Regions from separate parts of the Mus musculus genome. Here region 1 is linked to region 2. The links are chromatin contacts, found by Hi-C or POLR2A ChIA-PET in ENCODE. All regions are on one chromosome and are shown on one strand. The core of a region is the stretch at or near the end of the contact, and the rest is flanking DNA. Distances in the headings are between cores, read along the strand shown. Region 1 overlaps Ergic1 (endoplasmic reticulum-golgi intermediate compartment (ERGIC) 1). Region 2 holds the start of Dusp1 (dual specificity phosphatase 1).

Evidence for each region. A loop is a pair of places that touch in the nucleus more often than their neighbours do. ChIA-PET counts read pairs that join two places held with the same protein, here RNA polymerase II (POLR2A).
Region 1: POLR2A ChIA-PET joins it to region 2 with 19 read pairs in Patski. The contact joins the enhancer-like site here to the promoter of Dusp1 in region 2. A Hi-C loop is called at or near these places in 7 of 37 maps with a recorded cell type or tissue (gastrocnemius and heart). POLR2A ChIA-PET finds 5 or more read pairs at or near these places in 4 of 5 experiments (Patski and embryonic stem cell).

What each region holds. Positions count from the first base shown.
Region 1 is chr17:26,606,640-26,610,241 of GRCm38, forward strand. It overlaps Ergic1 (endoplasmic reticulum-golgi intermediate compartment (ERGIC) 1), which reads left to right. Exons shown (of 10, transcript NM_026170.3): 2 at 1,954-2,015. Among named protein-coding and RNA genes, the nearest start is that of Gm41553, 33 kb to the right of the region's middle. Within about 2 kb of position 1,893, at least 1 of the 3 ENCODE cell types and tissues checked has a DNase peak (open chromatin) inside an H3K27ac peak, as active enhancers do; it is gastrocnemius, where a contact is called at or near this core.
Region 2 is chr17:26,506,032-26,509,784 of GRCm38, forward strand. Dusp1 (dual specificity phosphatase 1) reads right to left here and starts at 2,441. Exons shown (of 4, transcript NM_013642.3): 1 at 1,926-2,441; 2 at 1,543-1,688; 3 at 954-1,173; 4 at 1-619. The coding sequence starts at 2,292. The coding sequence ends at 249.

The DNA.
Region 1 (3,602 bases), core at 643-3,142, 100 kb after region 2:
TGTCCCCAAAGGTCAGCATCTTACATCATGTCCTGGACTGGGTCTCTAATGTCCCCAGAGGCCGTGTGCTTAAGGGCGTGGTCTCCAGCACAGCAGTGTTAAAGCAGATTGGATGAGGACTCCAGCATCATCCCTGGACTCAACCACTAATGGCTTCAGAGCTCAAAGCTTTTGGGATGAAATGGGAGGTTTAAGAGCTGGAGCTGAGCAGGAGGAAGCAAGTCATTGGGGGTTGTCCTGGAAGGGAATCTTGTCCCTGGTCCCCTGCCCTCTGTCTCTCTGTCTGTCTGATGACCACCTTCCTCTGCCACCTGCTCCCATCACTGAGGTGAGATGCCCTACTGCACCCTAGGACCTAAGCAGCAGAAGCAGCCAGACAGACTGAGACCTCTGAAGCCAAAACAGACCTTTCTTCTGTGAAGATGGTCTTCTTTGGTAATTTGTTACCGCCGTGGAAAGCTGTCCCACATAACCATAATGCCACCATCAGAACACAAACAGTGACATTATGTGGTGCTATCAGCGACGCCACAGGGCTTGCTCAGTGTCATTTCCAGCGTAGGAAATCTATCGTGATCCCACACCAAGTTCAGTTATCATGTCTCATAAGTCTCCTCTATTTGGGACAGTGCCCAGGTTACTTTTATAACCTTCCAAGTGGAAGCCTCCTATGGGGACTCTGTACCAAGTCCCTCACGGGAAGGTTTTTCTTACTTGTCAGTAGTAGCCCTGCATTTATAGACAAGGAAACAGAGGCCACTAGAAGTAAAAACACACATGGCAAGGAAGAGCATTTAAGATTTAAACCACAGAAATCCAGATTCCAGAGTCCTAACCCCTACCTGACTGAGAACAAGACAGGGTGAGAATTCAATTTGATTCCAAAGCCCCGCAATCCCCCATCATATTCCAGGACTTCCCTGGTCCTGGTGATGTGTTTAGGAGAGAAAAGCTGGGGTGGACAACCAGAAGCAGAGCCAGCCTTACCTCCAGCTGACCCTACCTTATCCTGCAGGCAGAAGCTGGCAGGGAAGACAGGGACAGTGGGCCAGGATGGGGAGGTGGAGGCAGGAAAAGGGATAAAGAGATGACACAGAGTGAGAAAGCCATGTCATAATATAATGGTGTCAAAGAGACATAGAGCCTCCCAGTGGCTCCCTAGACCCAAATGTTACCTCAGTTCACGGTGCTGTTACTGGGCAGTGCCTACCGCCTATCAGCCTGAGTTAGGGACAAGGCCTCACCTTTGTCTGGCAGTTACATTCTGGCAGAAGCAGGGCCCACCAAGAAACATGCACACGTATAAATATATGAGTGTGTAAAATGATGGGCAATGAGCTGGGATCTTCACTGAGACATGATGGGATGTAGCAGAGGGATGTATGGGTGGGCTGGCTAGATTTATGTCATTGTGACACAAACTGTGGTCATCTAGGAGGAGGGAACCAAACCTTAATTGAGAAGATGCCTCTATAAGGTCAGACTGTGGGTCAGCCTGTAGAGCATTTTCTTAGTTAGTGATTGATGGGACAGGGCCCAGCCCATTGTGTATGATACCATCCCTGTGTGGGGGGTTCTGGGTTCTATAAGAGAGCAAGCTGAGCAAGCCATGTAGAACAAGCCAGTAAGCAGCACCTCTCCATGGTCTCTGCATCAGCTTCTGCCTCTAGGTTCCTGCCCTGCTTGAGTTCCTGTCCTGACGTCTTTGGTGATGAACAGTAATGTAGAAGTGTAAGCCAAACAAACCCTTTTCTCCCTAATGTACTTTTTGGCTGTGGTGTTTTGTCACAGCAACAGAAACCCTAAGACAGTAGGATCCTTGTAAGGCCTCTCAGAGGAGGCTGGAAAGGACTCTGCTAAGAGCTGTGGTTGCTGACCCAGGTGGCATGCTGCCAGCACCCCGTCTCTGCCTGTACCCTACACCTGTCTAATCCCCCTGTTTCTTCTTCGCAGGTTTGACATCTACAGGAAGGTGCCCAAGGACCTCACACAGCCGACATATACTGGTGCCATTAGTGAGTAACTGCCCTTCTCACCATTAACCCAACCCTCTGCCTAGACCTCAAATATCCATGCTCCCACTCTCTGCAGATCTCTGGAGAAAGGAGGAAAGAAGGAAAGGCAGATGGGAGAGGAGACATGCCTAGCATCCCACAAGCCCTACATCTCTCTCCATGAAGCATCTCTATCCTTGCTATATAACCCTGCAAGGTAGAGTGGCCAGCTGTAACTATACAGCCAGGGCAGCCAGCCATAACTAGAAGGATGCAGAAAAATACCAGTGCAGGGTCAGGATCCCTGACCTTAGAGTCTAAAACTAAGTCTCCTAGATCCAGAACTCTCTGAGAGGATCTAGCATGCACTGTAAGTGGAAAGTCCACCCCTGGCCCTGTGTGATGAGCGGCTTTGAAGATGTGATAGTACCTCCAGGCTGTAAGGATAAGTGCGCCAGAAACAGGAGCCACCCAAAATCTAAATAAAGACCAGTGAGATGACTCAACATTTGCTGTGCATGACTGATGGCCTGAGTTAGAGCCTCAGAACCCATGGTGGAAAGGCGTGCGCGCACACACGCGCGCACACAAACACACACACACACACACACACACACACACACACACACACACACACACTCATCATCATCAATAATAGCAGTATATTAAATACAAAAATTTTAAAAGTAGCCAGGTAGTGGTGGCCTATGACTTAAATCTCTTTAATCCAGCATTTGGGAGGCAGAGGCAGGTGGATTTCTGAGTTCGAGGCCAGCCTGGTCTACAGAGTGAGTTCCAGGGCATCCAGGGCTACACAGAGAAACCCTGTCCAAAACAAACAAACAAACAAACAGACAGACAGACAACAACAAGCGAACAAAAAAAAGTCCAAGCAAGCAGATCCGAGGTATGGGAGGGAGGCTTGCTTTACCTTCCTGCTTTTGAAATGATTTGAATTGTTAATAATTTTAGCCACTAAAAGAAATCACAAACTCACTCTAACTTAGTTCAATTAGAGGAACTAGGACATCTCAGAAAAGTGGCCATTTGCAACCCCAGGCAAGGAAGAGAGTTTCGCGTCATGTCAGCAGGACAAAAGGACCCAAGGACTCAAACTGGAGCATGACTCTGGTGGACTAGAACCCAAAGAATTAGGGGAAAGGCCTTTGAGCCTGTCATAAATGAACTGGGGAGGAGACGAACTCACTCAAGAACTCTGGTGACCCTGTGAATACCCCTCCCTCCCTCTCCCTCAAGTGTGAGGCGGCTGTAGCAACTCACTTCCACAGAAAAGAGATTAGAAGTGTAAGATGGTAGCTTTCCTGTAGGGAAACCTGCAGATGGCAGCTCGGCTGTGGGAGGGAAGTTGGCACCACCTCGATTGGTCGAGTGGATGAATGAACGCCTGATGTAAGATGTGCCTTGCCACTGAGGGATCTTTCCCACTAAGTTACCACCCTGGCGAATGTGACAGAGCAGCAGGGTCCCAGCCTGGGAGGTCTTCTGCCAGATACCTGGCCTGTATGCTGCTAGAGGAGCAAAGCTGAGGGGAGCGGAGGGAAGAGGGAAGGGTAAATTACAGAAGGGCTCAGGAGGAGGAAACTCAGG
Region 2 (3,753 bases), core at 1,191-3,690:
AGAGGGACTTGATGTACCCACAATATATTGGTCCCGAATGTGCCGAGTTCAGCAAATGTCTTGCGGTCAAGTCATTGTTGTGACTGCTTAGGAACTCAGTGGAACTCAGGAGGAGTTGGGGGGTGAGGGGGGTGTTAAATAAATAAGGACCAGCTCCCATGAGCCTCTCCCAGAGTTATTGCATTGCTCCTCCCACAGGAGGAGTGGCGACCCGGTGGCAAGTGAAACTCCACACCTCCCCTTGCCCTTCAGCAGCTTGGAGAGGTGGTGATGGGGCTTTTAAGGTAGTTCAGGGCACTGTTCGTGGGGTGGACGGGGATGGAAACAGGGAAGTTGAAGACTGTGGTAGTAGAGGTGCCCCGGTCAAGGACAGCCATGGCAGGGCTCCCAGCTTCAGCAGAGCAGTGAGGGGCTAGCACTTGGGACTCAAACTGCAGCAGCTGGCCCATGAAGCTGAAGTTCGGGGAGATGATACTCCGCCTCTGCTTCACAAACTCAAAGGCCTCGTCCAGCTTTACCCGGTTAGTCCTCATGAGGTAAGCAAGGCAGATGGTGGCTGACCGGGAGATGCCGGCCTGGCAATGAACAAACACTCTCCCTCCAGCATCCTTGATGGAGTCTGGAAAATAAAGTTATGGGTTACTCAAAAACTCAGAACAGCTGAGCCCAGATCAAGGATGGCTAAGAAATGTCTTGTGTCCTGTCCAGAAATGGCCAGGGTCTGCCTCTTGCAGTCATGCAGACCCTATGTGTATACTATGCAAAGGATAGCAGGGGATTTAAACCCGGACTGGGTATCTACACTTATAATCCTGGACAAGACAGTCAGTTCAACTGAGTCTCAGTGAGGAGGAAGGCTTGGGTGAGGATCATTTAAGCTGCCACCCAAAAGACTGGGCTCAGTGGCTACAGTAGGGACAGAAGCAGAGGTTCCAGATAGTTATTCCATTTACCTATGAAGTCAATAGCCTCGTTGAACCAGGAGCTGATGTCTGCCTTGTGGTTGTCCTCCACAGGGATGCTCTTGTACTGGTAGTGACCCTCAAAGTGGTTAGGACAATTGGCTGAGACGTTGATCAAGGCGGTGATGCCCAAGGCGTCAAGCATATCCTTCCGAGAAGCGTGATAGGCACTGCCCAGGTACAGGAAGGACAGGATCTCCACTGGGCCCCCCTGAAGTCAAAAAAACAGTCCAGCATTCGTCAAGCTCGTCCAGCGTGAGCACCAGTACCCATGCCCACAAAAACTCCCCGCTGAAAACGGGAGTTTCTGAAACTGGTGACCTCAGCACTGCTGTTGACATATTAAAATATTCGTAAAGAATCAAGCCCATTGGCCTGGACAGAGCCAACAAGCTCTTCCGTGCCAGCAACTGGGAGACTCAGCTCCATCCAATTGCTTCATGATGGACTAAAGATCCTCGTGTCCCCGCTAGTATAAATAAAGCTGCAGCCGCTTTCTATATCCTCCTGGCACAATCCTCCTAGACCTCTGCCAGCTCTGCCACCTCCCTGCCCTGCATGGACCCGGACTCCTACTAACCTGATCGTAGAGAGGGGTACTACAGGAGCTGCATCCGGATTCTGCACTGTCAGGCACACTAGTACTCAGGGGGAGGCTGAGCCCCGTGGGGGTGGACTGTTTGCTGCACAGCTCAGGGCAGGAAGCCGAAAACGCTTCATATCCTCCTGAGAATACAAAGGTACATATTTTCTCATTAGCACCACCGACACAGTACCTGGAGACAAGCCACTCACCCACCAGGGGCTGCGAGTTTACAAGGAAGGCTTAAGGAAGTCTTTGTTATGGGAGTGAAACAAAGCCACTGACAAGCCCCTGGAGACTGGACGCCGGCGCCCCCATACTCCAGGTGGGACGCCCCTTCCCTAGCTGATGGCATAAGTCCTGCCAGAGCTAGAGCGTACCTTGGAGAAAGAAGACTTGAGTGGAGCGCGCCTCTCGGCAGAGCGCGCCCGCGGCCAGGGCCAGGGTGCCGTCGCGCTTGGCGCCGTCCAGGGAGGCGCTGCGCTCGTCCAGCAGCACCACGGCGTGGTAGGCTCCGGCCAGCAGGCGGCCACGCAGTTCAGCGTTGGGCACGATATGCTCCAGGCCCATGGCGCCCTTGGCGCGGCGCCGCACGATGGTGCTGAAGCGCACGTTCACTGAGCCCGCGATGTGGCCGGCGTTGAAAGCGAAGAAGGAGCGACAATCCAACAACAGGCACTGCGCGGCGCCCTCTCGCAGCAGCGCGCGCAGCCCCCCGGCGTCCAGGATGCCCACCTCCATCACCATGGCCAGCCCCAGCGACCCCAGCGTGCCCGTTCTGCGGTTCTCCAGAAAAAGTCGGTCGATCTTGTGCGGTGTCCTGTGGCCCTAAGTCCCCAAGTGCTCGCTGCTCCTAATCTGGCTTCACCGCGCTTTCCTCCCGCCAGTCCTTCACTGCGCGCTCGTCCGACGGAGCGCGGTTTTATGTAGCCTCTCGGGGGCGGTCCCGGGCGCGGCACAGAAGCGGGGGGTGGGGTGGGGGTGGGGGAGAACGGTTTGTTTGTTTGAATGGCAGACACGTGACCGGGCGGTGACGTCACCCGCCCTACCGAGCTTGGCGCCGCCAAAGCCAAAAGCAAAGACGTCATCGGCCTAGGAGCCTCTCGGCTCTGAGCGCTGGCTCGCAGCCCGGCCCCCACCCTCCTGTCCTCTGGGCTCGCAGGCAGGACGGCGCGCTGCCAGCCCGGGTGGCCAGGACGCGCGGCCTGAGGACACCTGCCCTGCTCCCCTCCGCGGGTCTCCGCCGAACGAGCGGGGCCACTCCTGGTATCACGTTCTCAGCTGGCCCGGCTCTGGCTGCTGGAGTGGTGGGCGTGGCGAGCTGAGCGGGAAAGGGGAGTGGGTAGTGAGAGATGACTAATTCGGTCTATAGCCCTCTGGCTATACCGAGGACAAATGGCGAGAGTTGAGACGTCCTTCTTGAATGTCACTTTAAAAGTTTTACGCTGAACAAGGGAATGCTTCCAGTTAGTTCCCACCCCCCACCCCGGAGTGTTATCTTTACCGCGGTGGTCCCTAGAGGACTTACTTGGAGCAAAGGGAGGAGGGTTGCAAGATCTTTGGAGCCCAGGTTTAACATTGGGGTTGGGGGGGTGGGGTGGGGGAGACTTGGGTAGAGCTCCACAGCGCCGCCTAGGGACGGCCCAGAACATTGTCGTCGCGTGGCATCAAGAGGATGCTGCTAGCCGCTGCTCCTCTGTCCCCCAACACAACTTTCTTTTGTTTTGTTTTGTTTGTTTCAGAGAGGATCTTGCTGTGTAGCTCTGGCTAGTCTTGAACTCATAGAGATCCTCCTGTCCCTGACTTACTAAGGATTAAAGGCATCTGCCCTCGTGCCTTTCATCTCCACTGAACAGAAGCTGAGCACACCAAGGACTCAGGGCCAAGAGCCTTGAATCCGCCACTCTGTGGGACAAACTGTACTCATCACACCTGGGAAGACCGAAATGGTGTGTGTGTGTGTGTCCTTCCACAAAACTCCATGACTACAGGGTAGGCAGTGAGTCCGCCGCAACACCACGGAGTTGGATACACAAACATAAACATTGCACCACTCTGAAGGGGTGCCGAGTCAGGAACATTCTGCGGTTTCTTCCTCTTTGCAAGGGGAGGTGTCTTACTACCATGTGTCTTTGCCCAGCAACGTCCGCTTTGGCCTCTCTTAGCTCTTGCGCTCTGCCTAGATTCTTCTGTAAATTCAGAATACGT